Regions from separate parts of the Mus musculus genome. Here all the other regions are linked to region 1. The links are chromatin loops, found by intact Hi-C in ENCODE. Cell type or tissue: heart. All regions are shown on one strand. Links, peaks and the distances in the headings refer to the core of each region. The heading gives the core; the rest is flanking DNA. Region 1 holds the start of Nup107 (nucleoporin 107). Region 2 holds the start of Gm32663 (a long non-coding RNA gene). Region 3 overlaps Gm32663 (a long non-coding RNA gene).

Region 1 (10,553 bases), core at 812-8,811:
TTAAAAAAAAGGACTTATTTATTTATTATATGTAAGTACACTGTAGCTGATTTCAGACACACCAGAAGAGGGCGTCAGATCTCATTTCTGATGGTTGTGAGCCACCAAGTGGTTCCTGGGATTTTTGAACTCAGGACTTTCGGAAGAGCAGTCAGTGCTCTTACCCGCTGAGCCATCTTACCAGCCCTAAAAGTCTTTTAATTTAAGTTAAAAGTTATGGGGGCTGGACACCCTCTTCTGGAGTATCTGAAGATAGCTACAGTGTACTTATGTATAATAATAAATAAATCTTTAAAAAAAAAAGACTTTTAAGTGCCTTTAAGTATTAAAGTGCATTTATTTATACATACCATAGAAAGATTTCCCAAGTACCCAGAAGACTGTGTGTGCCGGGGAGACCTCCCTTCCGTTCCAAGAATGTAGGAAATATCCGGGTGTCTCAGTAGGCTTCGGCTCGATGGAGTAACAACTGTGAGTGGAAGGTCAGAACACTGTCAACACAAAGCACGGAGCCAAGCAACAGAATCTAAGCTTCCAGGGAGCGGGAAGACGGCTCAGTTGGTACAAGCATTGTACCAGATGCTTGCTCATTGTACAAGCATGAGAACTGAGTCTGAGCCCTAGCATCCTTGTAAAAGACTCAGGCACAGTGGTGCACGATTGCAAGCACAGCACTGGGGAGAAGAGAGAGGAGAGCCAGCACTCACTAGGCAGCCAGTCTGGACAATCAGAAAGCCCCAGGTCGCAATGGGGGACCCTGTTTGAGAACACTGGGGACCAATACCCAAGGTTCACCTCTGGACTCACACGTGTATCTATGTGCATGTATGTTTGCATGCATACATACAATGCTCCAGACACACAAAAACATGCATATATACATAACACACATCTATATATACATGAACATGAAAAAATACCCACACATACACACAAAAGAATAATTTCTCAGCTTTCAATTATTTAGATTCAAATCAAATAGTTTAAGTGTTATCATTTTTATGTTATGAAGACTAACTTATTTTTCTAAAGTTGAGCTTATCATGCTATTAATTTTTTTTTTTTTTTTTTACTATAGTAGGTACTTTTAATCTAGCTGTAACTGAGTGGACTTAAAATGATCAAAGGTGGCAGCAGTCAGCAGATTTTCATCACCTAACTTCAGAGAGCACACTGGGGCATGCAGGGTAGTGGCCAGGGCTTTGGAACAAATCGACTTGTTGGAATCCTGTTTTCACTGTCTAAATAACAGCATGAACTCACTCACACTGGCTTCTCCAAGTCTGCCTTCTAACTTGGAAAAGTAGATACAGTATGTCACAGTTACTATGTACTGATACAGAGGACAGCAGATACAGCATGTCACAGTTACTATGTACTGATATAGAGGATAGCAGATACAGTATGTCACAGTTACTATGTACTGATATAGAGGACAGCAGATACAGCATGTCACAGTTACTATATACTGATATAGAGGATAGCAGATACAGTATGTCACAGTTACTATGTACTGATATAGAGGACAGCAGATACAGCATGTCACAGTTACTATGTACTGATATAGAGGACAGCAGATACAACATGTCACAGTTACTATGTACTGATATAGAGGACAGCAGATACAGCATGTCACAGTTACTATGTACTGATATAGAGGACAGCAGATAACAACATGTCACAGTTACTATGTACTGATATAGAGGACAGCAGATACAGTATGTCACAGTTACTATGTACTGATACAGAGGACAACAGATACAGCATGTCACAGTTACTATGTACTGATATAGAGGATAGCAGATACAGTATGTCACAGTTACTATGTACTGATATAGAGGACAGCAGATACAGCATGTCACAGTTACTATATACTGATATAGAGGATAGCAGATACAGTATGTCACAGTTACTATGTACTTATATAGAGGACAGCAGATACAGCATGTCACAGTTACTATGTACTGATATAGAGGACAGCAGATACAACATGTCATAGTTACTATGTACTGATATAGAGGACAGCAGATACAGCATGTCACAGTTACTATGTACTGATATAGAGGACAGCAGATAACAACATGTCACAGTTACTATGTACTGATATAGAGGACAGCAGATACATGTCACAGTTACTATATACTGATATAGAGGACAGCAGATACAGTATGTCACAGTTACTATGTACTGATATAGAGGACAGCAGATACAACATGTCACAGTTACTATGTATTGATATAGAGGACAGCAGATACAACATGTCACAGTTACTATGTACTGATATAGAGGACAGCAGATACAGCATGTCACAGTTACTATATACTGATATAGAGGATAGCAGATACAGTATGTCACAGTTACTATGTACTGATATAGAGTACAGGTCCTTGTTCATAAGAGCTCAGATAACTGTAATCATTACTATTTATGCTTACTTCCTGATATTGTAGCTAAATATTTTATAATGAAAATTATACAAATGCCAGCTGGCTACTTCATTAAATACTTCCAAAGCACAAACAAAATCTTACAAGGCTGTCGAAAGGAGCTTGGCGTTCGAGGAATGATCTGGCTTCTTGGTGTAGCAGTACCAAAATTGTCCTCTTGGTTGGCCTGAACTTAGGAAGAATTAAGGAAAGTTTCCATGTAGAGAAAAGAAAAATCATTAAAGTCAAGCAAGGATTTACTACACAGATACATGAGCACACTTCTTTCAAGAACAAAGTGTTTTATGGGCACCACCTTTTCTGTACAGCTGTTAAAGCCACCTGTCATTTAAATTCTCAGATAGAGACTAGATAATAAGTTTTGACTACTATGGCATACCAGTAGTGAGACAACATGCTTTTCAGAGAAACAGGCATCTTAGCTCACTGACATTCACTGAGAACATGTATGTCCCGTGTATGTAAACATATATGTAAACCCCAATGGAGGTAAGCCAAATTCTATCCCAGCTAATGTTTAATCCCACAGCCCTGATTCACGGCACCCTGCACTCTGCAATCCTGACACGAAGGATACTTAGAACTCTTTTGTGAGCACTGTGCTTCCGGGCAGTCCTCGTCACCTCCGCATCCCGGATCACAGGGGATGACATCCCCCCGAAGCCACTCCTAGAACAGTATAATCAAGGTCTTAGACGGCATCTTTGAAGGACTACCGTTACAGTTAGGGCAAAGAAAGGATCTTCGTCAGTCGAGGGACGGCTCACCCCAATAGCCAAGTCTTGGATCTTGTTGGCAAGAATAACCTCTTGTCTCTGAGTCCTGCTTACTCCCCCAAATCCCACCCAGTGCTCGGCTACCAGCCCTGTCTTTGACTGCCTAGTATCACAATAGTATGTTCTCCGCGGAGTTATCTTAGAACCCGAAATTTATACTACAGTATGGCTTCATAAAGGTAAATCTTTTCCTCCATCAGACCAAAGAGCTGCTTGACTACAGAATTCTCTACAAGGAAGGACTCTGCACTCTCTAAAATACGGTGATGAGTTAGCTGCTTGTTGAAGGGCTTGGTTTTAGCCCAGGCTCACACCTCTAATCCAAATTGTACTACATAGGAAGTGCCAGGCCAATCTGAGACAGGGTGAAAGCAGCTTCAAAAACAAACCCAAACAAAGAAGGAACAGGCTCTGAGAATTCTTCTTTTTTTTAATCCTCATGAAAACTTCACAGAATATATCTATACAAGCTAAGCCAGTCATCATGTCACTAGGCAATATCATCATATGGGACCACTGTTATATTTTTGGCCTGCATGCTGACCAAACACTGCTATGCAGCCAGGACTATACTTCAGACTGTGAGTACGATATGGCTTGGCGGGATGAAAGAAAAAGTGAAGCAATTCTAGTGAAGAGGAGAAATGGCCCTTCAAGTGATTTCCCTCCATGTAGACTAAGGATGTCTCCTGTCTTAGCACAGTGCTATGGGCCTCCAGCACTGTCATCTGACAGCTTATAAACTAAACCATGGGGGTTGATTTTAATTATCCTTCTAGTACACCTTTCTTCCACTTAAAATCTCCAGCCAGCTTCCTCTTCTCTGCAGACTCAAGCTAACACTCACCAGCACAGTATTTACACCACCATCCTAATTTAGTTCTGCCCATCAAGTCCATCCGCATTGCTGGGAGCATTCAGCCACACAAGCGTGAACATTTTTCATGACTTTATATCTGAGTATGTTTCTTTTACAGAGGTCTATATGTGTTCCCCTGTCACTGGATGTTCATCTATCTACTTAAGTTATTCATCAAACAGCTTTATGGAGATTCAAAGGTCCCTGCTGGTAATGTTTCTCTTTCCCCCCCCAGAACCTAAGGGTTACTACGCAAGCACTCTACCACTGAGCTATATCCCCAGCCCCATAACAGGGTTCTATTTAACTATGCCATTCCTTAAATCTCTTACAGGCTCACTGTTCTATATAGATAAGATCCTCACGGGATTGCTCTAAAACTAAATGTGCCACTTAAAGCTTAAGGAACACACATAAGATAACCCCTAGCACAATGTTTTCAGTATCAATAATGTGCTATTATTACTCAAAAGACCAGCTAGCAAGTTACTTTTATAGGTTTGCCTGAAACTCCTGTGACAGGGAGATAAAACATCTCCTTCATTTATTTTCCCCGCAGTACAGTATAAATACATCGTATTACACTGCTCGACTGTCTTCACTACACAATCTACTCCCCGATGCCAAGGGCCTTAAACAACCCATCTTCGTGTCAGGCGAGCATAAATCATTTGAGAGGGAGGGAGAAATTCAACTCCCTAGGGCCGGCACTTTAAAGTCTAAGCTGACCACCGTTACCCAATAACGTACAGCTGACATGACTTAATAACCGCAATAAAACCACGCTGAGGACGTCTGGGCTGAACTGTCAGTGCGGCTGATGGCCCTGAGCTCGAACTGCTTCATTTCGCATTTCGAATGCGGGACCATCACAGACCCCCGCACACTTCGGAGCGAGCGCCGAGAAGACCCGGGAGGCGCGGCGTGGAACCCCGGGGATCCGCATTCTCACATCCCCGCTCCAATCGCGCCAAGCGTCCATTCCTCCACCGAGGGCCAAATCCCTGGCCGCGGAGGCGGTTACGTCGCTAACAGGCGAGAGCCCCAGTCTCGGCCGAGGCGTCCCTACCAGGACTGACCTGTCCATGGCTTCAGCGGTCTCCGCCTAGAACCTTGCAACTCTTTGACTGCAGCCTGGCCGCCGCGTTTCAGCCTTCCCGCTCTCCGGAAGCACACCCTTCGACCCGGAAGCGCGGCCTGGCTAAGCCAGTCCCAGAGAAACAATGTTCCCGCTCGGCGCATGCGCGACTTTCGTCTCCAGCCGCAGGCTCAGTGGGCGCAGGCGCGGAAGTGTGCCAGGGAGTGACTGCGTGGCTGGGTGGTGCCGGCCAGGCAGGAAGGGGGCGGGGAAAGGGGCGGAGCTTGGGTATGTCGCCTGAGCCTGGCTTGTGGGCGTGGTCTGGGTGGGGCGTTGTTCTGGGAAGCCGGAAGTCTATAACCTGGACTTTAGGAATCTGTTGAAGAGTCTGCATTCAGCGTTCTTGTTTGCGGTTCAGCGCCACTTTACGGGATCTGGCCTGTCTCGGGGCGCTCACCTCTTTGAACTGTGGTGTAACCTCACTGGACGGGTTTTGAGGTTGTTTTCTCTCGTTATTTATTTCTCTTTTACGGAATCAGCCGTTTTTTAAGAAATCCAATAAAAAAAGCAAAGCATAAGAAAGCCACATGGGAGGCTGAGGCAGGAGGAAGAACCACGATTTTGAAGCAAGCCTGCACTAAGAAAGCCTGACGATAGTAATAATAGCAATTATTATTGTTGCTGTTATTATCATAAATTTTAAAAGTTTTGGGCGTGGGAATACTTACCTGTTCCAGTACCTCAAAAATGTTAGGTCTCAGGCCCTCCAAATATCTAGAAATGAGCTCTGGCTGAACCATTTCTGATTTCTGGCGGTTAGATAAACGCCAGCATTCCTCAGGAACTCCTGTAATGCGTTTTCCTTCGGTCTTCTTAGCTACTTGTCCCCACAATCCCGACTCTGCACTAATTTCTAGTCTCTGCTCTCTCATCTTGCACACAAAACTATCTTGAAGAGCTCCAACAGGCGCAGACATTGCAGACACATCACCAGCAGGTGTGGCCCTCTCCCTTCCCCTCTCCCTTGCTAAACCGTTAGATTACATTCCTAAACCTAGCCACCAAGGTCTCTTCCCTTATTTGGCCACATCCTTATGCCTGACTAAAACTCCGAGGTCCAACTATCAAAATTCACTAGCTGGCTAACATGTCCACTTAGGACTTACCAACTCATCCTAGCACAGCCTTCCCCCTTTCTCCTGCAGAGACACCTGCTGCCTTCTTTGGCCGATCCAGACGGAGGCAACACCTTCTGCTTGTCCGTCTTGGGTAATACATTTCCTTTGTGCTGAGCATTTGGTGTCTGGGTGTGTTCTGTCCTGACTCCCATCTCTTGCTGATGTAACTATTCTCTCCCATTCTCTAGCTTCCCCGGCCCTGGCCATGTCCAGCCTGTTTCTTTTTCTCTCCGCTCTGGGCACTTCCAGGTGCCTCTGGATCTTTTCTCTCTCTTACCCACATTAAAAACCTTATCCCTAACGGAGCAGTCACGGTGGCAGTTTCTTTACTGTGCCCGTCCCATGCACAGAGTAAGGTACAGACAGGAATCAGGGCCATGCTCAGGCCCTACTAAGTTAGAGGCCAGTACGAGTTTGTTGTTGTTTTGTTTGTTTCTTTGTTTTGATACCCAGTCTCAAAAGAAAAGAAAAAAGTAGTACTATAGTATCCCTTCTAATCCAGAGCTGTCTGAGTAAAAGGCAGTGCATCCAGCTGCCTGAAGAATTCAGTTGTTACTTTTTTGCTCCTCACTTTGAAAGCAGACACTGTTTATTAAGTAACCAGATTACAACCATAGTGTTAGAAGGGCCAGCCAGGGAGCAGCTTGCCCTGCAAACCTGATGATCTAGCTTCTGTCCCTGGACCCCTGGTAAATGTGGAAGGAGAAAACCAACCACAAAAAAAATTGTCTTCTAGTCTCAAAACTCAGCCCTACCTCCATGTATGCTACAATTACACACAAACACACAAGTGTACATACAAATACACACATGCACACATGGATGCCTGCACACGTACAACACATATGCCACACCACATACCCCACACACACGCACACCATGTCATACACATACACATATCACACCGAATATGTGCACACATACACCCACACATGCATGCACACATATCTGTGTGTGCATCACATCTATTAAATAACCCTGAGATATGATATTTCCTGTTTCAATTACTAAATAAAAATCCTTTGGTGTGGATGAACCCCCTGCATTTGGCCACAGCAAATTAGATTCACCAAGATAGAATCACTCATGAGGGCTGGAGAGACGGCTCAGTGGTTAAGAGCACTGACTGTTTTTCCAGAGGTCCTGAGAGGTCAATTCCCAGCAACCACATGGTGGCTCACAACCACCGGTAATGAAATCCGATGCCCTCTTCTGGTGTGTTTGAAGACAGCTACAGTGTACTCATATACACTATATATATAACCATATATATATATATATATATATATATATATATATATATATATATACATAAAAGTCACCCACGAACGTTCTACCTTACAAGGCTAAATTATCTGATCTCCAGACAATTAAAGAGAGATAACCAGATTTTCCACAAGGACCATTTTTGATTGGCATAGTCAAATTGTCTCTGCTTAATTTTACAAGAAAAGTAACCCAGTGCTAAGTACTTCATCTTCAGTTGTTTTGCCTTGCTGGCCCTGCCTTATGCAGAGGCTCACTTCCTCACTTTGTGACTCCCAAATGCCTTTATTGTTGGCTTGTCCTTGGACACATTCTGCTATCTAGCTCAGGCTGGCCTTGGATGCACTGCCCCCTTGCCTTAGCCTCTGCTGTTCTTTCTTTCCCCAAGCTTTGTTTGTCTCTGTTCGTGACCTCGGAGGCGATTTGGTAGTAGAGCTGCTGCATCTCAGCATAAACAGCTGTGGTGGAGCCCTGACAGGAGAGCCTGCAGCTCCCTTTTCCTGCGATCCTGGCCCTTCTCTGTCCCTAGAGCAAAGCTCTTCTGCTCATCTCACTGGAACACTTTTCTTCTACAGGATGGAGTGTTGTCTGACTCTAGGATTGTAAAGAGAGCTAAGTAAGATCTTTAATTTAAATGTATGTATGTTTCTCCTTTGATGGTAGCATTTCTGGTTTCTGTAAAATAGGCGATCTTCATTCCCTCTCCTGGAGAGTATTATTTGAAGGGTACAAGAAGCTTTTTAGTTGGGTGACTTAGTATTTATTAAGAGAGATAGTTGGGGTGACTCTCCATCACCCCAGGGTCTGCTTGTCTCAAATGCCAATGTCACAGCCAGTGTGGTTATGCCTGGATGTTTACCCAGGTGCTGAGGATTTTAACCCAGGTTCTCATACTTGCAGGGCAAATGCTCTTACTGAGCATCTCCCAGATCCCAATGCTATATATATATATATATATATATATATATATATATATACACCCACACACACATATATGTATGTATATATACACACATACATATATACACATATATGTACATATAAATACACATATATGTACATACATATATACACATATATGTACATATAAATACATATATATGTATATATACACAAATACACACACATATATGATCATAAGAAGAGCAGTTTGGGACAGAGAAGTAGCCTTATGTTCAAAGAAACAAACTGTTAGAAAATGCACTGGAATCCGGCTACAATGTTTTTTTTTCAATTTAAATTTTACGTTTAAATTGTATGTGTATGAATGTGTGCCTCCGTGTATGACAGTGCATCATGGACATGCAGTACCGGCAGAGGCCATAGGGGGCACTGGATTCCCCTGGAACTGGAATTGCAGCCAGTTCCACATGGGTGTCGAGAACTGAATCCTGGTCCTGTACAAGAACTACAAGTGGACTTACCCACGGAACCCTCTCTCCACGGAATCCTCTCTCTCTCTCTCTGGACCCTTTTATTGTTTTTAATTATGGTTATTTATTTTGGGGGCAGGGCACATGCCATGTAGGAACTGTGGAGGCCAGAGGGCACTTGGGGGACAACTGGGTCTTTCCTTCTACCACATGAGTCCTAAGATCAAACTTAGGTCATCCAGCCTGGGAGCAAACACTTTACCTATAGGCCATCTTAAAGATTCTCATTTAAAATTTTTTATTTATTATTACTATTATTGTACGTGTGTGTGTGTGTGTGTGTACCTTGGTGTAAATATGGAGATCAGGTGGTCAAATTTAGTTCTATAGATACTGTCTCTTAAAAAAAAAAAAACAACAGCCGGGCGTGGTGGCGCACGCCTTTAATCCCAGCACTCGGGAGGCAGAGGCAGTCGGATTTCTGAGTTCGAGGCCAGCCTGGTCTACAGAACGAGTGCCAGGACAGCCAGGGCTACACAGAGAAACCCTGTCTCGAAAAACCAAAAAAAAAAAACAACAACAACAAACAAACCCAAAACTTGGTTCTACCCCTGGACATATTGCCTACTGAACCATATCATGACACTTTTAACTTGTAAACATTAACATTACAAAGTCCCCTAAATATTTACATCGTACACATTTGGATACTTTAAAATTCTGTGAAATAAACTCCTTCTGTGACGTGTATTGTATCCATGGTAACTTTTGGTTTAGGGTGGTTAGACAGAAACCTAACTTAAGCAGAAAAGCAAGCACTGGAAGGGGGGTATCAAGAGCTCACGGAATTGAGAGACCGGAAGGGGCGGGGAGCTGGGGAAACAGCAGCTCCTCTGAGCAGCCAGCGCTCAGACAGAACCGGACTTGACACACTCCTTCCTTTCTCCTCAACCGCCTCAGATATCAACTACAGGGACACTTCACTTCTAAATACTCGAGTAAATATCACCTGAGAAATATAATTAATGGGATGCCACTAAGCTCCGATAGACTGGATCAAACCGGAAAGAAGTCGTTCATGGGGCTGGAGAGATGGCTCAGTGGTTAAGAGCACCGACTGCTCTTCTGAAGGTCCTGAGTTCATATCCCAGCAACCACATGGTGGCTCACAACCACCCATAATGAGATCTGATGCCCTCTCCTGGTGCATCTGAAGACAGCTACAGTGTACTCACATATAATAAAATAAAATAAATCTAAAAAAAAAAAAAAAAAAAAAAAGAAGTCGTTCATGCAGTGACCACGGAATCCCACTGCATCTAAAGACAGCCGAGTGGCAGGCATGGTTCAGGAGGAGCTGAGAGTTCTACATCCAGGTCAGCAGGCAGCAGGATGACAGACACACTGGGCCTGGCTGGAGCATCGGACACCTCAAAGCTCACTCTCAGTGAGGCACGCCAAGAAAGCCACACCTACCCCAGCAGGCTCCACCTCCTAACAGTGCCACTCCCTATGGGTCTATGGGAGCATAGCATTCAAACCAGCACACTGTTCTCGATGAAATTTTGTTCTTTGA
Region 2 (10,553 bases), core at 956-8,955, 220 kb after region 1:
AGGAATACCATTCCCATTTCCATACCTCCCCTTCTTACAGCTTGCCCCCACTGCTGTTTTTCTTTCAAGAGCTAATAAAACGGTCCTTGAGCTCCCTTCTGGGTCTGTTTTTAAAGCCTTTTATTAATGAGACTAAGAACCCCAAAGGGAACGCAATGTTCCCGGTAGCAACGTTGAAAACAGCACTGCCTTATATTGTATCATGGAGCTAATGTTAGGCAAGATACCCTCTGCAGCTTCCGGCTCCGTGTGGCACCTGGGTCCTGGACCGGAAGGCTGCAAATCAGTGGTCAGGAGCTCTTCGGGCTGGTCCATGTATCCTGTCAGTCACAAGGCCTGGAGACCTATTCTTAGACTCTCAGTTCTTATAGACCTTATTAAAATGGTAATATCCTTGCTGGCATCAATCACTGACAAATTATGCACGGGAAACTTGGGCTCCGGTTTGCAGAACAAGCTTTTCTGGAGGGGATGGTTCACAGGGAAGTGCTGGGAAGTGGTAGCCATTCCTCAGGGAGTGAAAGGAATATGTAGAGTTTGAGGGGTGAGCAGGGCAGCCATTCCAAAAGGCTCCAGGAGAGGAAGCTGATGGGACCACGCTTTGTCTCTGTTGCCTGCTCCTCTGCTAGTAGGCGATGGTTGAAACTATCCGAGGTAGAACAGAGACTTGATCCCATATTCTACAGTCACGATATTAAACATTGGAGATAGTTTATGTGAAATATATCACTAAGCAAGCTTGTGTCTGTGAGAATATATGTCATACATCTAGATGGCATGGTCCACTATATCCCTAGGCGTGTGTGTGTGTATGCATGTGTTTGTATGTTGTGTATATGTATGTGTGTGTATGTATGCATGTATGTGTGTGTATATGTATGTGTATGTATGTATGTATATGTGTGTATGTATGTATGTGTGTATGTATGTATGTATGTATGTGTATATGTGTATATGTGTGCGTATATATGTGTACACACTTGTGTATATGTGTATGCATGTGTGTGTGCATGTGTGTATGTGATATTGCCTATTGCCACGGTGGGGGAAAATAGCATGAGATTAAATCAAACACACACACACACACACACACACACACACACACACACACACACACCACACTCAAGAATGACTTGGATCTCAGGCTGGTCTCAAACTTGTTCTGTAGCTGAGGTTGTCATTGAACTCCTGATCTTCCTGCTTCTGCCTCCCAAGTGCTTGGACACCAGGCATGTACTAGCATGCCCAGTGAGTCCTTTATTGATATTATCGAGTATAGTCTGTACATAGCTGTATGTGCTTTGTTTTTATACTAATAGCAGTTCAGTGAGTTTGCTTGGCCAACTTCATCATGGACATGTGTATTCTATGAAGGCCATGATGCTAAACCCCTGAAAATGTTCATCTCTATTATAATCTGTCCCACCCTGACAGAAGTATTACATGGCTGGTGCCTTGTTTGTACTAGAAACTAGAAAGAACAGGTGTTAGATGTACTAGCAAGAAAAGGAGTGTTCATTAGTGGTGAGGAAGGGAGTGCCAGGCTATTTGTAAAGCTTTGTATTTTAAAGTTGTAAATTATTTATAGGACTTTAAATATGTTGATAGAACAAATACCAATCTAATACTTTAATAGGCTATGGTGAGTAATATAGGTTCTTTTAGTGGGAGAAATTAGAATACTGTGTTAAATCATTCTTTATGGAGACACATGACTTTTACCACATTGAGGAAAAAACCCAACCTTATTGTCTTAACAGTAGCTGAAATCGAGAGTTCGTAGATGTTATAAGTGGTTCACGGAGCTGTAATGTGAGATGAGAGTAGATTTATCACTGCCTCTGATCATTGAATTTATTTCTTCTATTTATTTGGTACTTATTGTTGGTCTTCCTCGCTTATTATATTCAGATCTTAAATATTCCTCAGAGGGGCTTTCGTTAAAGGCTTGGCTGCCAGTCATACTGCTTTGGGAATATTGTTGTTATTCGTGGTCGTGGTGGTGGGACCTTTAAGAGGTGGGGACTAGCGGAAGGAAGGTATGTAGTTGGTGGTTTCTCCTTGAAGAGACTGCTGGGCCTCCAGCCTCTTCCTTTTACTCTGCTTCCTGGGCACAGGAGGCAGCAGCTGTACTCCCTGACACGGCGTCTGTCTCACTACGGTGATAGGAGAGTAGACAGTGAGGTCAACACTGGCAGAAATGTGGACCAGAAATCTTGCCTCACAGCAGACGCTATGCAAAGGACTCAGAAAGGTCCCAGCTGTGGGCAGGACACAGGCAGTGCTGGGTCTCTCACTTTCCACAGGGCAGATATTGGAGTCCTGGCAGATAGGTACCAGACTCAATTATTCACTGATCAAACTATAATCCAGAGACCATGAGTCAGCCCCTCCAAACCATGAACACACTAAGTCTTTTGTCTCTATAGGTTGATGTATTTCAGGTGTTTTATCACCAGGAAGGATCTGACGGAAGCAAGCCTGTGGTGAAGGGCGGGCCTGTTTCTCCATCCTCTACTGTCTTTCTGACGTCCCTGCACGGTGCCCAGTAAGATTGGCCTGTATTCATGGAATGAAGATTTATAATCCAGTCTCACCCATTGGCTCGAAATTACTGCCTTCCTAAATTTAACTACTAAAACGAGGTGTCTGGAAATCTTTAAAACAAAGACGAAGGCTTGATCTTGGCATGGTATTCATCATGAGTACATGTGCTGCTGGACAGTGGCTAGTGTAGCTTCATGTTTCCACATCTGTTATTTTAAAATAAATTATTCAGTGCTGCTAGATTACCTCTAAATGGTATCAATCAATTACAACTGGGGTGCTTGAGTCTTGAAGGAATAGACTTTTTTCTTTTTTTTTCTTTCACTTTTGTTTTCTTTCTTTCCATCCTTTCTTTCTGTCTCTGTCTCTCTGTCTCTCTGTCTCTCTGTCTCTTTTTCTTTCGATTAGATTGACTAAGTTCTTATCTCTTCTCCCCCAGGAAATATTAAAACGACTTGGCCTCTTGCCAGACTCTTTCCCTCCCACCTCTATAGAAGATTTAATTAGTGTGCACATTATTTGGGTTGCTCATTCCATTACTGCTGGGCAGGGGGCAGAGGAAGGCCCTTGAATAAGGAAAGTGAGGTAAAGCCCCACCCCCATCCTCAGAGAAGTGAAGTCTCCTGTCCCAGCTTTTCCTGGCAGTGAATAAAGGCTCCTAGGGGATGCTGAAGGCTTGCGTTTCTGTAGAAGTCCCTGCCAGGGCTTTCCATACCGAAATGAACCATTGTTGCCTGTGTCAGGTTTGCTCTTCATTTGCGTGGTGTATTTCTTCTGCGTCGGGGGTGTTACGGAAGCCCTAACCTACTGTGTTCATTGTCACAGATTTAAACGTTGGGTTTTCTGCAAGGCCACAAAAAAATGCTGTTTAAAGACATTAATGGGTAATTAGCATCTTGGGTTGCTGCAACATTTGGTTCTAGGACACATCTTAAAGATTATTAAGAGAAAAAGATTTGCTTTTAAAACTGGATTTGAGCCGGGCATGGTGGTGCACACCTTTAATCTCAGCACTTGGGAGTCAGAGGCAGGCGGATTTCTGAGTTCGAGACCAGCCTGGTCTACAAAGTGAGTTCCAGGACAGCCAGGGCTATACAGAGAAACCCTGTCTCAAAAAACCAAACAAACAAAAAACCAAAACAACAACAAAAAAATGGATTTGATCAGTGCATGCATAGAAATATCACACCAGACATCCATCCATCCATACATCCATACATCCATACATACATAAACAATTAGTACATGATAGTAAAAAACCAGAAACAAATACCATCTTGATATGCCAATAAAGTGCCTGGGATAGGATGACTAGCTTGCTACTAGTTAGCTAGTGACCTTGCAGTTTTAAAGGGGACAGTCCCGTATCTTGGGACCCTTGTCCGTCTGGATAAATAGAGAACCTTGGTCACCCTAATTGTCTCATGTTGCTGAGAGACCTTCTCGGTATCTCTTGATTTTGAGTATCAGTATCAGTTGATTTTGAGTCCAGCGTTGTGTTTTCAAGGGTAAAAAAAATCACAACCACAGCCAAGGAACCGCAGTCAATAGGTAGCTCAAGCAGCAAAGGAGCTGCTTCACGCAGAGTTCTTTGAAGCAGTGTCGTTTGGAAGCAGTTTAGGATTTAGATGTTTGTAAGTTGCTTCTTTTTGGCCCAAGAGACTCAGAATCAAGCTCAGAAGCATTTGGAAGCCAGAGAACTCTGAAGAATTCCAACAGGCTTAGCACAGCTCATATTTCAAGATTGAGTCCAGAGTAGCTGATGATCATACTGTTGGTATCAATTGTTCCAGTGAGGGGCTGGAGTGATGACTCAGTGGTCAGGAGCACTGGCTGCTCTTCCAGAGGACCAGAGTTCAATTCCCAGTACTCCCAACTGGCCATTAATCTAGTTCTGGGGATCCAATGCCCTCTTCTGGCCTCCACAGGCACTGCATGCACGTGGTACACAGATACACACGCAGGCAAAACACCAGTCCAAACAAAACAAAACAAAACAAAACAAAACAAAACAAAACAAAACAAAACAAAACGTTTTTTAAAAAGACACCAGTAAAACCTTTCACAGAGTGGAAGAATCGCTGCTACACAACAGTTCCATAGATGAGAACCAAGTTTCCACTCCACAGAGATCGGACACTAAAAAAAAACATTCCTCCCACCATGCTAGAGACACGAATGCAGAGGGATGGAAGTCAGCCATGCTTGCAACAGTTGACTCCATGTTTTAGGCACCCTCTTCTCTATCGCTGACCCCTTGAATATTTGCTCAGGGACTCTCTCAACTGGTCTGACCCTCTACCCACTTTTGTGACAATGCTTTACATTTTATGTGCTGTGTCCATCAGTGGGACCCACAGGAGTGACCCAGAGAGGCTCAGGGAAATGGCGTGCTATCAGTAAGATGGGTTAGATGGCAGTGTGGGGGCAGAAATGTGGTGTGAGAAGCCGCCAGAACACCACCAGAAGTTCTTTGGTGAGTTTCTCTCTATGGCATCACCACAGCAAAGCTCAGCAATGCAATGTAAGGCGAACCAATACACACATGCTGTTAGCAAAGAATGGCGAGGTGGAGCAAAGCAAACCAATGCTCTATCTCTGTCTGTGGGTCATATCCATATTCCTTCTGAACATCATGTGTCCTTTCACATGTTTGCTATAGTAAAACATCCTCTCACCTGTGTCTGCTTCAGCAAAACATTTGACATACTGGCTTCTCAAAGGAACCAGAAGTTTCCACTTCAGTAGGATATTTGATGTTTGATATTTGATCTGAGAGCCACTGGTATAACGGAATGAGCAAGGGTTTACCATCAGATGGAGTCCTGGCTCTGCCCAGTACTAATACAAGACACAGGTGAATCTCAACTTCTTTAGGAGTCAGCTCTTCATGGTTGTGGTTAGAACAAGCAAGACAATACATGTACAAAGTTCTTAGGAATATTAAAAAGGAAAAACAAACCCACTTGTATGTATGGACCATCTTTGGACACCTACATATTAAAGGTGGTCATAGTTGCTGGTAAGTATTGGCATAAATTAGGAATCAAAGACAATGGTAAACTTTCTTGATGCCATCCATACCTGCAAAGGATCTTTGATCTACACAGGGCTGAATCATAAGACTTGTATCGGATGGTTCCTAGATTCCTTTATCTTAAAAATTCCATGAATCCATTAAATGTGATATGAAAATCTGAGATGTGCCCATGTCTTAGTTAGGGTTTTACTGCTGTGAACAGATACCATGGCCAAGACAACTCTTATAAGGACATTTAATTGGGGGTGGCTTACAGGTTCAGATGTTCAGTCCATTATTTTCAAGGTGGGACCATGGCAACATCTAGGCAGGCATGTTACAGGAAGAGCTGAGAGTTCTACATCTTCATTTGAAGGCTACTAGCAGAATACTGGCTTTCAGGCAGCTAGGATAAGGGATGAGGGTCTGATAGCCCATACCCACAGTGACACACCTACTCTGACAGGGCCACACATACTCCAACAAGGCCACACCCACTCCAACAAGGCCACACCTTCTAGTAGTGCCACTCCCTGGACAGAGCATACACAAACCATCACAGACTGTATTCAAAATCAACTATTGGGCCACTTATCCCGCTATATTCTCCCAAAGCTACCATCTTGTGTAGACTGACTCCTGCATCCCTGTGCCCCTTTGATATAACTTAGGACATCTTTTCCATAGTCCTCAGACATAGCTGGTTGATCGAGGGATAGAATCCCATGTGATAGACTTGCTATATTCTCTTGATGGATAATTTGGGGTTAGAAAATGAAAAATGTCATGAATATGCAGTGATGCTGTACCTGGGAGGTCATGAAGTGGGTGTTTAGAGACTGAGAGTACCAATTTGTGTAAGCCATGATGGATCACTTGAAAGCAGGGTAAAGGAAGGCCCTCCAAGAGAGGGAGAGGAACAAACAAACAAACAAATAGGTAATGATGGAGAAAGTAATCTCTGGTTATTCTGTGCTTCATCTGGCTGCTTTCTACAGCTGAGTTGTGTTCTCTTTAACCTCTGTACCCTGGGGTAGCTTCTTTCTTCCCGGTGTCACCCTAAGGCCCATAGGAGCATAAAATGAGAATCAGTAGGGATTTTATCTAGTTTTATTTTTGGAACAAGAGCATGGCTCAGCATTCTACATCAAGAAAAATACTCAATGACTTTTTATGGACTGCCATGAAAGCCACTTACTTGCATATGCCTGGCGTCACTGATGGCTTTCGTCTAAAAAGGACTAGTTATAATGGATGGTCCATTTCAAGAAGCAATTCCCCGGGTGTACCCATCATCTACAAATAAATCTGAGGGCTATCTTGGCTGTATTTCTAGGTCCAGCACAGAATCTAGTTCGCCACAGGCTTTGACTGAGAATGTATGCTGAACTGAATGGCCCACGATTGCTGCACATACTGTGGGGCTATAAAAAGCAATATGAATTATGGTTGCTCTACATAAGCAGCTCGTAGTGCACTTGAGAAGATTCAGGCAAAAAAAAAAAAAAAAAAAAAAAAAAGAATCCAAGAAGGCACATGGTGATTTGCAGGAAGTTTCAAATAGCCGAGGAACAAAGGGCCAGCGAGGCTTTATTTAGAAAAGCTTCCTGGAGGAACAGGAAGTTGAAGGACAGAGGGTTGGGTGGGACTTGGCAAGGCAGAGAGAAGGAGAGGAAGGAGAAAAAGCATAAGCAGAGGTTTCAGTCAGAAAATGAGTTTGGTAGTGAATGTGAATTACAGTTCAGTGATTTCACATGATGATTCACGGAGCACATGATACAAGGTGCACAGGATACACAGTGCACATGATCCACAGTGTACACGATACATAGTGCATCTCAGTTACAGTTCAGTGATTACACGACACACAGTGCACATGAATTACAGTTCAATGATTATACACAATCCACAGTGCACATGATCCACAGTGCACATGATCCACAGTGTACATGATACACAGTGCACATGATACATAGTGCACATGATACACAGTGCACATGATCCACAGTGCACATGATACACAGTGCACATGATCTACAGTGTACATGATACACAGTGTACATGACACATGGAGCACATGGTACACTGTTCAGTGATTACACATGATACACATTGTACATAAATTATATTTCAGTGATTACACATGATACACAGTGCACATAAGTCGATAACACGATACACAGTGCACATAAATTATATTTCAGTGATTACACATGATATACATTGTATATAAATTATATTTCATTGATTACACATGATAAACAGTGCACATGATTTAGCGCAGGAAGACAGAATGATGGGGAATGGGAAGCCAGAGAGGGCTGGCTCTGGAGTTACATTTTCAGGATTCCAACCCTAGTGCCCCTCACACCTACCCAGTTTCCTCATTAGCTTTGTACTATTGACAGCTTAAGTGTGTTGTAAGAATTAGAAGGTTTTTTTTAAATTAAGTCTTTTAGATCAGCATCTGTAACTTTTGGAGCATACTAACTGTTAACTGTTGTCATGGAAATCTAGTGATACGATCCAATTAAAAGGGCCATACTACTAATTTTGAATTGCCGCATTGGAAGGAACATCTCTTGGTTGTTAAGGATGCCTGTTGCTGTTTGAGTCGCTGCTGAGTTTGTGGAGTTCTGGAAGGGACTGGCTCATAATAGGAAAGAACACTGAGTATGTGGGGCCCAGAGCAAGGTTCCAGTGATGGAGAGGAGCCAGGACTGGGGATCAACTGTCAGGTACTGCCGTGCTTCTTTTCTGTCAAGGGATGATGGGATGAGCCTGAGGGCAAGAGACATGGTCCAGCAAGAAAGGACCTATTGCAATAACCCAGGGTTATGAAAGCCAACGTCAGGACTACAGCTTCCATAGGGGAATGCCATGGGGAGTCTTTGAGAACCTCCAAAGAAAAGGTATCCATACTGGTCCAGGCTGGCATTACCCCAGGCTTTGGTGATCTCCTCCTGGCTTCTTGGCTTTGCTGCTGTTCTTATCTTAACATGGTCATGCCTTGGTCCACACAGGCACAGTCTAATGACAGCTCTTACCTAACTCTGGTCACAAGCTTGTCCTTGCTGGACCCATAAGGCCACTGGAAGACCACTGGCTTCCTTTCCTACTACACACCCACCTGTCCTTGTCATTATACAAGGCTGTGGCTCAGACACATCAGACCTATGTCTGGAATGCCCTGTGTCCATTCCTCCTGTTTAAAAAGAAATATGTGCCTAGGCAATTCCTTCATCTCCTTTGGGGCTCTGTTCAAGTGCCATGTTACTAATGGTCTCTTTTTCAAACACCTTTAAAAAATTCCAGCAACTTCTCTGCACGTTGGCCCCCTGTCCCATCACCCCGCTTTCTTTTGCCCCATGGCCCTTAGTACATCCCAACATATGACCTATTTGTTCATTGTCTAGTGTTTCTACAAGATTGTGAGCCTCAGAAGTACAGATATTTTCTCTTGCTTTGCTCATGACATGTCTCGAGGACACAGAAGAGTCCCTGGTATCGTAAGTGACTGGATGACTATGTGACCAGAATAATCAGGATTATTGTGTCAAACACAGTGCGGTCTCCCTTGCTGTTTAATTTGCTCTTTCCAGTGGCCCTGTCATGTGCTCATTGTTTTATGAACTGTGCCACAGAAACAAAGTGGAGGAGGACACAGAGATGGTGACTGTCAATCCCTCCCAGTTTGTCTGACCGTAGCTCTCATATGGATAGGATGAAGTCAGGGAGAAGGAGAGAGTGAGATGTGAAGGCCTCCAGCCTCTGAGAATTGAAGAACAGCACAAGCTGACAAGGAATGGGGACACTGACAAAGAGTGGGGACACTGACAAGGATTGGGGAACACTGACAAGGATTGAGGACACTGACAGGAGTGGGGACACTGATAGGAGTGGGGACACTGACAAGGCCTGGGGACACTGACAGGAGTGGGGACACTGACAAGGAGTGGGGACACTGACAAGGATTGGGGACACTGACAAGGAGTGGGGACACTGACAAGGATTGGGGACACTGACAAGGATTGGGGACACCGACAGGAGTGGGGACACTGACAAGGATTGGGGACACTGACAGGAGTGGGGACACTGACAAGGATTGGGGACACTGACAAGGATTGGAGACACTGACAAGGCCTGGGGACACTGACAGGAGTGGGGACACTGACAAGGATTGGGGACACTGACAAGGATTGGGGACACTGACAAGGAGTGGGGACACTGACAAGGAGTGGGGACACTGACAGGAGTGGGGACACTGACAAGGAGTGGGGACACTGACAAGGAGTGGGGACTCTGACAAGGAGTGGGGACACTGACAGGAGTGGGGACACTGACAGGAGTGGGGACACTGACAGGAGTGGGGACACTGACAAGGATTGGGGACACTGACAAGGATTGGGGACTCTGACAAAGAGTGGGGACACTGACAGGAGTGGGGACACTGACAAGGACTGGGGACACTGACAAGGAGTGAGGACACTGACAGGAGTGGGGACACTGAGAGGGAGTGGGGACACTGACAAGGAGTGGGGACACTGACAGGGATTGGGGACACTGACAGGGATTGGGGACACTGACAAGGATTGGGGACACTGACAGGAGTGGGGACACTGACAAGGATTGGGGAACACTGACAAGGATTGGGGACACTGACAGGAGTGGGGACACTGACAGGAGTGGGGACACTGGCAAGGAGTGGGGACACTGACAAGGATTGGGGACACTGACAAGGAGTGGGGACACTGACAAGGATTGGGGACACTGACAGGAGTGGGGACACTGACAAGGAGTGGGGACACTGACAAGGATTGGGGACACTGACAAGGAGTGGGGACACTGACAAAGAGTGGGGACACTGACAGGAGTGGGGACACTGACAAGGAGTGGGGACACTGACAAGGATTGGGGACACTGACAAGGATTGGGGACACTGACAGGGAGTGGGGACACTGACAGGAGTGGGGACACTGACAAGGAT
Region 3 (10,553 bases), core at 1,581-9,580, 270 kb after region 1:
CCTTTAATGAGATGACGTTTAACCCTAAAGAGGAAAGGAGCATGAATGTTGGCTGTCTGGGAGTAGAACATGTCCAGTCATGGATGCAGCCAGTCCAAAGATTAAGGAGAGGCCAGTCCAAGAGGCGGCCATAGAGGCAGCACTGAATTAGGTAAGGGAGAAGTGGATGCAGGTTACCGTGAGCAGTGTGGACATTTTGCATCCAGTGAGATGTGGGGGCTTTGGCAGATTCTTAGAGGAAGGATGGTCTAACTTGGCCGTTGCTTTGGGCAGAGAATGGATTGGAGGAGTGCAAGCTAGCAGAAACGAAGGGGAATTGGGATCTCTGAAGCAATCCATTTGAGGGGTGATAAGAAAGGTAGAGACATGAAGTGGGCAGACTTTGAAAATAGTTCTTTAAAGAATTGACAGGACGTGCAATGTGAAGACACCAATTAGTCAGTGATGATTGCTGGGTTTGGGGACTTAACAAGCAAAACAGCACAGTTTCCCTCTATTACACTGGGAAATACCAGTGGAGGACAACACTTTGAGGAGATACGGGTGAGAGGCTTTGTATGTGAGCAAGTCTTCCTAGTAGATGCTCAATAGAGATGTTGCTGGTTGTGAAGTCTTACTTCCCTAACCAAGCCTTTTAGCTCTTGGAGATGGTAGGTCTGCCTTTCCCTACCTATCTGGGTGTGTCAGGTCAGCTGGCTGTCTATGCCCTGAAGCAGAAGTATCTGGAGACTGCTTGCTCCTTTTCAGTCCACAGCTTTAGTTCTCAAGACAGAAGATCATCACAGAGTAGGAGAAATAGAAACATCAGAAATGTGAATCTACTGTACCCGAGAAATGCGCAGAAGGCAGACCACACAGGGCTCAGGGGGCAGCTGTCTCTCTTTCCTTGGTTCTCTTTGATTTTCTTCCATATCCCTCATAAGATGCACATGTTGATGCTGGGGTCTTCTCTGCTGAAAGAGCCACCATCTCTCTCACCCTGTGGGGCTTTACTGTGTCTTGCAACCTCCAGGAACCTGATGTCAATGGAGATTCTCTCTGCTTAGGGATTTTGGTGTGATCAGGGAGTGAGATGGGGTAAGATCTAGTCTCTTTAACAAATGTTACAATTCTAACCTTCTGAGTCTGTATCTGAGTCTGGCTACCACCTCTTCCCTAGTGTACTTAAGTAGCAAGAGAAATTGACTATTCTTTCCTAGATAGACTAACAAAGATGGCTGTCAGCCAAGAGTGGCTAACAAGAATGAATTGAGGCTACACATCAATTACTCTTGTGTGTGTGTGTGTGTGTGTGTGTGTGTGTGTGTGTGTGTGTGCAATAACCAGTTGTGGCTAAGGAATGTAAAATATGGAAGAGTCTAATGAAACATATCATGAAAATATTGCCTCTTACCCTCCTTGTGGGTGTATGTCTAAATACAAATTCCCCAAAATGACCTCAATGGGCTAAAGCTATATTGTAACCGGATAATAAGCAAGCAAGCAAACAAGCAAACAAGCAAGCAACCAAAACGAAATGAAAATATAAGCTGGAAAATCCCGCAAGCCCAGCAGTTCCCAGACAAACATTAGCAATTGTTCACCATCCTAAAATTGGATCTAGGAAAAACGGGCTGGAGAGTTTGTTTATTTTGTGTTCAGGGAAGAGAGACAAGTGTCAGGGAAGTTCAAGGACAAGAAGGTATGGGATATAGACAAGAGCAGGATGCTTCGTGGATGTGGCCAGGTGAACAGAGCCACTGAAGTCATCCAGTTGGGTGTGAGAACTGGGGGGCCGGGGGAGGGGGAGGGGGAGCATGCAGGCAACAGATGATAACATTGAACTGGGAGGGGCTGTCACTTGTGGGCAGGTGTGCATTGTTGCTCAGAGAAGGTGTTTGTGTGGACTGAAATGTAGTTTGTAATTCATCACAACTTTCTAAGACTTTGGGAAATTTCGTTTCCCCATAATGCTTGTTCCTCCTTTGGGAAAATTTCCCGGAAGATCTATGAGCTCTGGAGTTGATCTTAGAATACCATTTAAACATTCCTACACATAAACCCTGCTTCTAAAAACAGCAATGACAATCTCTTACCATATAGCCCAGGTTGGCGTTGAACTCATGATCTTCCTACCTCACCTTCCTAAGTGCTGGAATTATAGGCATGAGTCACCATTTTTAGCTTTTGTTTGCAATATCAACTGTGTATTTTCTTTACTTTCTGTAGTTTAGATCTGAAATATCTTTCAAAGGTGTATGTATATAAAGGCTGTTTTCAGCTTGGTGTTTTTGGTAGGTGGAGAACTTTTAAGAGACTGTAAGACCCCCGAAGCTGGGCCTCTGCTCAAGTCCCGGGATGAGCTGGCCAGCACCCAATGACTCGAGAGAAAACCACACCTGATGCAAACAGCAAGAGGTTTTATTATCAGCTAGCTGAGGATGAACTCCTTCCACCATGCAGGGCAGGGGAGTTCGACCCCGAGCAGTGACAGTAGGGGGCTTTTAACAGCTAGCTGAGGAATTGGGAGGAGTTGGGAGGAGGGTTGGGAGGAGTTGGGAGGAGCTGGGAGGAGCTGGGAGGAATTCTTCTCTTCCAGGTGTCCTTGGTGAAATTTACAAGGCAGGAGGATTGGGGAGTGAGTTCTTTCTGAATTTTTATCTCCATGTCCTCAGCACAGGAAGCCAGGCAAGTGCCTGGCTGGGTCTTTTACAATTATCACATCTCTGGTTGTAAAGTATAGAAACAAAAAGGCTTTTTGCTGGCTATAGAGAACAAAGAGCTTCTTTCTGGGTGTATTTTTAGAGATCAGGGAAACAAGCTTGGGGAACGTCCAGGGGCTTTACCTTCCAGGGAGAAACGCTCTAAGTCGGGGTCTCACAAGACAAGGCCTAAGGGGAGTTTTTCAAGATGTTGTGTGTACTTGAAGGAGATTGTGGGAATCCTCACCCTCTCTTTCTCTTTATCTCAGAGGATCTTGCTATGTGGCCCAGGCTGGCCTAGAACTCAGTTTCCTCTGCTCTGCAAGCACCATGTTCAGTTTCCCTCTCCTTCCCATTTGCTTGCTGCTTGGGACTTCTGCCACATGGTCCTGCCATGATGGCCTGCCTCCACATAGGCAAAGGAGCAACGGGGCCAATCTGCCATGGACTGGAACATCCAAAACTATAAAAGCAACCTTTCTCTTGATTTGTTGATCACCTCAGGTCTTTGTTACAGCAATGGCAAGCTGGCTAGCACTGTGTTTGAGGCAACAGACACTTTGACACAAAATGCAAAGTCATGTAAACAATGTAACATTTAACATTACCTGAGTACTTAAAAACAATAGGAAGGCGGGAATAAGATGTGGTTCTAGCCAATGAAAAAGCTTTGAGATCTTGAGTGATTTCTTTGCTGGACAATTATTCAGTACCGGTGCTTATATGCAGTGGGTTCAACTTGGCTGCTTTTAATAGAGAAGTGATTAAGAAACACAATCTTGGCCAACCTATGGCACAGAGGGAAAACGAGCTTTCTGTGTGAAACTGACTACCGGAGTTCAGTCCCAGTATCTCTGGTAGGAGATAAGATCTGACTCCTTAAAGTCCTCTGATCCACACAGATGCACTGTGGCACGCCCCTCCCACTCCATCATCATACACATATCCCTCTATATTTTATCATCGTCATCAGCAGCAGCAGCAGCAAATCAATAATAATAATAATAATAATAATAATAATAATAATAATAATAAGGAAGAGCAAAACAAAATGCCCCACAAATTCAGCCAGATGTGATGATTTACATTTGCTAATTATAAACTTAGCTTTTGGGAGTGTGATGCAGGGGAATCAACACACATTCAAGGCCAGCCTGCTCTACCAGTCAAGTTCCTGGCCAGCCTGGGCTACAGAGTGGGACCATGTCCCCAAATCCCACAAAACTGGGGCTGGAGAAATGACTCAGCAGTTTAGAGCATTTATTGTTCCTGCAGGCGTCCTGGGTTCTGTTCCCAGCACCCACATGGCAGCTTACAATCACATGGAACTCCAGTTTGGAGGGATCCATTCCCCTCTTCTGGCCTCCTTGAACACTAGGCATGAGTGAGGTTGGGCAACTATTCCACAAACAGACACTATTTCTCTTAAAAGATGCAGCCTTGGCAGTGAGCTGACAGTAATGGTCTGATGAGTTCCTAACAGGTGGACCCAGAATTCAGTTTGGAGTTCCTGCTCCTTAATCCTCAACTGCCAAACCCCATCACAGTCCCACCTCCCACATTTCCCACTGCCTGAGAACCTCCCCTGGCTCTCATAAATAACATGTAACACATGGACACAGGTTGATTTGTCCTTAAGGGCATGCACTTAAATATAGGGCAGAGACAAACAGTCAGGCACCCTTGGCTAAATGTGTGTCCCCTACATGCACACACACATACACACACACACACACACACATACACACACAAAGACAAACACACAGACACACACACAGACACACATAGACACACACAGACACACACACAGACACACACAGACATATAGACACACACACATACCACATAATACACACACAAAGATACACACACAGACACATAGACAGACACACACAGACAGACACACACAGACACACAGACACAGACACACAGACACACAGACACAGACACACACACACACACACACACACACACACACACACACACACACACACACACTATTCTCTCCTAAACCTCATCCTCTAAGCCTTTTCCCTCCACAGCCCAAGACTTTCGATTCTGCACCCGCCTGACACCTGCTGTGTGTTTCATTCAACTTTGAACTAGTTTTCTCGTAAGCGCAGCACCCTTTTCAAAGGATATCAAAGCCTTCCCCCTCTCTCTGATCCTTCCCTGGCACTATCTCACACTTACCACATGCTTTCCAAGATATGGGCGGGCGGGTGTCACTTTTTGAGGACTTCTCTCCCGTATCTCCCTGGTTCAGGGTTTCCTTTGTTTGCCACAGACAATGCCACAGGGTAGGGACAAGATGATAGGACTGAGTATCTGACAGCAACACTTCCTGCTTCCCAGGAAGGGCCCCCCACTCAGCTTACTGATGCTGATAGGGGTGCAGGCCACAGCTGCCTTTTCCATCAAGTGACACCTTGGCTTGGAGGGCTTCCTGGTGGTGTCCCCACTTCTTACACTCCTTATGTATTTTTCCATCTCACAAGCAACATCTTTTTTTTTTTTTTTTAAGATTGCAAGTAAATTATTCGCCTATAACTAGCTAAAAATTCATCCAGGCAACTCCCAGAATACAACAATGCTCGCCCCTCATTTGTTACAGAGTTATAAAGATAGGCTCTCAGGATATAGCCCCAGACTTACAACCCTTTGGGCTCTCAGGATATAGCCCCAGACTCACAACACTCCCTTCTACCTCAGCCTCCAGAGTGCTGGGACTCTAGGCATGTGCCACGCCTGGCTCTAGATTAAGCAAATGTCAGCGTTCCATTTAGCATTGAAGAAAGAGGATAAAGTGGTTTAGAAGATGGATCTGGGTGGACGCCATGTATTTGTTTAGAAGAAGGATCTGGGTGGACGCCATGTATTGTTTTTGCCCAGCGGTACATTGAAATGAATGCCTACTTTACAGAGCCACTGACTTCTGAGTACCTACCGTATACATGGGCCTTCTGTTGGATGTTTCTATATGTATGGTTTGCTTTCATTCCCAGAGCAATTCCAGGAGTTAGACATTATGGTTATTACTAATTTATAGAGGAGGATGCTATGGTTTTGGTTCTGGGCTTCTTACTATCAGTGTTTCTCAACTTGTAGGTCAAGACCCTTTGGGAATCCAATGACTCTTTCACAGGGGTCATCTAAGACCATCAAAATATCGGACATATTTACATTGCAATTCATAACGGTAGCCAGAATTACAGTTATGAAGCTGCAACAAAATTAATTGTATGCTACTGTCCCTACTGCTGCTGCGTCGTTTGCTATTGCTGGTTTGTATTGAGCACCTTAAACATTAAGGACTTTCTGACTACAGATTAGCAGGCATCTTCTCTAGAGAGCTTGTGAAGTTCCTGATCCCACTGGCTTTTTTGAGCCCAGTCAGTGAGGCACAGTAGCATCTGTCAGCCCAGGAGCAGATTTGTCTATCCCTGTTCTTCGTGTCTGTCCACCCTTCACCCAGGGCATCAGCAGCCGCTTCTGTGGCCATATGCATCTCATAGAAAGTACGAGGTCTGCCTCAGGGTCCACTCTGGTGAGTTCCTGACAGCCAGTGCCTGGAGAGGAGACAGCCATCTTCATCCCAATGCAGCTGACCACCTAGGAGGTGCCAGGGCACAGAGAGGCTCTGCCCCTTATTCACGACTTGGGAGAATTGCTTTATCTTCTCTTCACTTAACTCCTCATCTACAAAGGAAGAGAATAAGTAGCTGTTGCGTGCACGGTTATTGTGTAGGCGCCAGAAATTATAAAAAATAAAGTATCACTAACAGTGATGAGCGGCCCTTGTCACTGGAATAGAAATTACCCGGATTCCACATTGTGTTGTGATTCTTAAGCAACATAAATTCCATATGAATTATTAATGCTAATCTCATCCCTGTGCGGTTGCTGTAGGTCCGTTGGAGAACCAGCTCAGCTTCTCTGAAGCCCCAGCCATCACTGCAGTCACGCAACGGGCAAGGTGCCCCTGCCATCGGATTCCCAGTCCCACGTGGAAGTTTGCAGAGTGTGCAGGTCTTTTATGTTGTCCCGCCCCTACCATAACTCTGGATGACATTCTGATCTTCTCAAGATGGGGCTCTGCTGGTGTGTGCCATTCTGTAGGGGTACAGAGGTCTTGCCTAGGCCACCTGTTACCTATCGTCACGATGCTGAGCCTGTGTCTGCCTCTCCTCATTGTCCACATTGCTTTTGCCCTGGACGTGTTTACTGAGTTCCTAGCTGTTGTGATGTGCAGTTTTAGAAGGGTCTACCTTGAGACAACCTTAGAATAACTTTATAAGCCTTTGTTCACGCAAAGTCAGTAGGAATGCCTGTACACTTCAGATGGGGCGGAGCTCAAACTCCTCTACATTATTTTGGTAATAGCTTTATTAAGATATAATCCACGTCACTCATGTGGAATGTAACTGACTTATACAGTTGTACTACTGACATTATAGTCAAGTCTAGACCATTCCCACACCACCTTTCCCCCAAATATTTTCTAGCAGTTGACTGTAGTAAGAATTTTGGTTTCTTTAAAAATCCAGTTATGGAGGCTGGGGAGGTGGCTCTGTGGTTAAGAGCACTGACTGCTCTTCCAGAGGTCCTGAGTTCAATTCCCAGCAACCACATGGTGGCTCACAATGGGATCCAATGGCCTCTTCTGGTGTGTCTGAAGACAGCTACAATGTACTCATATAAATACATCTTTTTTAAAAATCCAGTTATAGTTTTATTTTGACTCCAGGTGTGGGATATGAGGCTGCTTTAGTTTGTCCATAGCCATTAACTATGACTGTCTTGTGCTCTGGGTGGGTGAGTAGTGGGTGTATGATTTTTGCCAGCGGTAGACAGTGTAATTCTAGAGAGGGTATAAATGAGAGCAACCCGAGAGGGCTTGTGGTGGTGGCCGCTCCCTGCTGCTGCTGCTGCTGCTGCTGCTGCTGCTGCTGCTGCCCCTGCTGCTGTGCTGTTTGCTATTGCTGGTTTGCTGGACTGCTGGATATCCTGTTGACAAAGATTGATTGCACTTGCCCAGAGGAACCCAATGACCCTAATCAGAAGCAAGTAGCCTATAGGTTCTATGCCCCCTTCCCACTTTGACCTTCTTTCTCTCCTACCTAGTGTTGAGGGGTTAGCAGAAATCAGGGTGGCATAAGGGTTGGAAGGGAGGTAAAGGGGTAAGAACCCAATAAAATAATAAAACAGAAACACCAACAGTTGACTCTCCTTCCTCCTAGCTCCATGCCCCTACAAATCTATGATCTACCTGTAGATTTGCCTACTCAGGACATCTCCTGCATGTGGACGCTATGTGGCCTTTTGGAATGAGGGTTTCATTAGCAGGATTTTAAGGCTTATCCATGTCCCAGTCCGTGTCAGCACCTCATTTTTTTCCCAACGCCAAGCCATTTTTACCCCTTTCTACTTCTACGCGAATAATTGAATCAGCTTCTTGTTCCCCGATATCTCAGAGCTGCCGAGGAAATCAGCTTCAGTCATTCGTCTACTTCTCCCGCATGTGGTATCAAGTGTTTGGGCTCCCAGGCACAGCTGCAGTGTCAGAGATCCAGAAAGCCATTAGTGTGATGACAACATGGGTGATGAGATGTCTCTGCCCCCTTCCTGAGGTTCTTTAGTTGGTAACCTTTGGCTTTTTTGCTCATCTTTGGAATATGGGGACTATGGTGGTTGGAGCTAATATTCTACTTAAAAAAAAAAAAAGCTAGGAGGTGGTGGTGCACGTCTTTAATCCCAGCAGCAGGGAGGCAGAGGCAGGTGGATCTCTGAGTTCAAGGCCAGTGTGGTCTACAGAGTGAGTTCCAGGACAGCCAGGGCTTCACAGAGAAACTTTGACTTAGGAAAAAAAAAAATGTGTGGGTGTGTGGATGCACATGGAACCCAAAGGCAACCTTGAATAATATCCACCTTGTTTTCTGAGACAGGGCTGCTCACTGGAGCCGGAAGCCTGCTGACAATGAGGCTGTGCTGGTTCATCAGCGAGCGCCAGGGATCCTCCTGCCTTTGCCTCCCCATTACTGAGATTATAAGCACACAGCACATGTCACCATATCCAGCTTTTATGTGGGTGCTGGTGACTAAAGTCAGGTTCTTACGCTTGTTGGTAAAGGCTCTTCTGACCGAGCATCGCTGGAGCTCCTGATGTTTCACCCCATGAAGCAGCAGTGTCCAGCATCATGTGAAATGTGCTGTGTTCTCAGAGACGATGGATTACATCACAGTGTCCTACAAGAGAATGCCCGAGACCTTGGATTCTGATTCTTCCAGTCACTCAGAGGGAATCTCGTCGTAGACAAGGTGTGACTGAACTAGCTTCTACTGTTAATTTGGATTCCTGGAAACGAAAAGCAGGAATTTCATTCTTAAGTTTTCCCAGAGTGAGAAGAACATATCTTTTTTTTTTTTTGAATGAAAATAATGCAAGAACAATTTATTTAATATTCTTTAGCATTTGAAATGCATTAAAATTCAGGACAAACATGACTACATGTTGATAAGATACTTAAGTATTTCAACATAGCAAACTGTATATAAAATAAGTCTAGAAATTTTAATTCACCGTGAAATGTATTGAACTATTTAAACATGTTACAAAGTAGTATATAGATTAATATATTAGAATATTTACACTAGATAAATACAGGCATTTAAACTATAGACATTATTATAATAATGACCATCAGAATCTTAGGAGTCAAAGAGACTTGCTTCATATCAGTGAGTTTTCTTTTCCAATTAACACTGCCCTGGAGAAAACAGAAAAACAATAAGAAGAACATTGCAAATGAAATCATGAGGTTTGAAGTCAACTTGATGCCTGAGGATTACCTTCAGGGATTTTCCTTATTAGTTAGGATCGAGAAGAACATATCTTAAGAAGGAAAAAAGATGAGAAATTATGTTAATGCAAAAAATTACCTTGCTTCAGAGTTCACTTATCATTTAAATCTCAGTGTAGTTTAATAATGTATTTGAACATTTTCATACAATATGGCTTTAAAAGAAAATCTAAGCCAGTGACTGAGACTCTTTCCAGAGTCACAAATACCTGTCACTTTTCTCTGATGGCTTAAAAATTCTTGAAAATCATCCATTCCTATGATAACAGGCTAGTCAGCAACTGGATTTTTTCTTCTGCTTAAACTTTTCATGACACTGAAATGATCTCATCTACCTACTGTGTGTTTATTTCTGCATATATTACACAATCTGTGTCAATTATTTATTTTTATTTTGGTTACACGATTCTATTGTAACTATTTTTCAAGTTTTAGTCTCAGGATACTTCTATATTCTTTTTTATTTTCTTTTATTTTTTTAAGATTTGCTTTTCTTTATGTGTGTGAGTATTCGCCCTGCATGAATTATGTGCAGAATGTGTGTGCCTGGTGCTGGTGGAGGTCAGGTCCCCTGGAACTAGAGTTACAGATTTTTGTGAGCTGCCCCGTGGTTCTGGGAACTGAACCAGGGTCCTCTACTAGGAGCAGGGAGTGCTCTCCATTGCTGAGCCATCATTTCTGCTCCTCCTTTATATACTGAGAAATATCTGAATTTCCCAAAAGGCCTTTGCTTATTTGGGCTGTATCTACTTACACGGTAGAAACATTTATGAAATAATTATTAACTTATTTTAAAACAACAGCGAATTCATTGGATGTAACACAGACAACATACTGTTGATGAAAAATTAAGACAAGAAAAATCTGTGCCTTGTTTTATTTTATATTTCTGCCTCTGAATTTTGTTAATGAGTGGCTGAGGTGGTATCCAGTTTCTTGTGTTTCCTCTTTCCCTCCCTCTTCTTCTCCTAGCCTGTTGGGAGCCGCGCCCACATTCGCCGTTACAAGATGG

Evidence for each region. A loop is a pair of places that touch in the nucleus more often than their neighbours do. Peaks named below come from ENCODE experiments on the same cell type or tissue, not always from the same donor. Only the 100,000 strongest peaks of a DNase experiment are listed, where the experiment ranks them.
Region 2: it touches region 1 in a loop (2.3-fold over the local background); 2 of 42 quality-filtered maps call a loop at or near these places.
Region 3: a loop joins it to region 1, with 2.2 times the contacts of the local background. A loop is called at or near these places in 3 of 42 quality-filtered maps.

The regions. Positions count from the first base shown.
Region 1 is chr10:117,787,443-117,797,995 of GRCm38, forward strand. It overlaps Nup107 (nucleoporin 107), which reads right to left and starts at 5,263. Exons shown (of 28, transcript NM_134010.2): 1 at 5,162-5,263; 2 at 3,025-3,116; 3 at 2,532-2,618; 4 at 351-469. The coding sequence starts at 5,169. In heart, for the core only: no CTCF peak of the experiment used is centred there; a DNase peak (open chromatin) is centred at 5,389; H3K4me3 peaks cover 2,468 bases; H3K27ac peaks cover 2,640 bases.
Region 2 is chr10:118,004,894-118,015,446 of GRCm38, forward strand. Gm32663 (a long non-coding RNA gene) reads left to right here and starts at 8,240. Exons shown (of 6, transcript XR_003948955.1): 1 at 8,240-8,304. In heart, for the core only: a CTCF peak has its summit at 4,459 (motif pointing left); a DNase peak (open chromatin) is centred at 7,198.
Region 3 is chr10:118,060,125-118,070,677 of GRCm38, forward strand. Gm32663 (a long non-coding RNA gene) reads left to right here. Exons shown (of 6, transcript XR_003948955.1): 3 at 6,591-6,710; 4 at 8,156-8,323; 5 at 8,812-8,999; 6 at 10,514-10,546. Among named protein-coding and RNA genes, the nearest start is that of Gm32663, 52 kb to the left of the region's middle. In heart, for the core only: no CTCF peak of the experiment used is centred there; a DNase peak (open chromatin) is centred at 5,027; H3K27ac peaks cover 334 bases.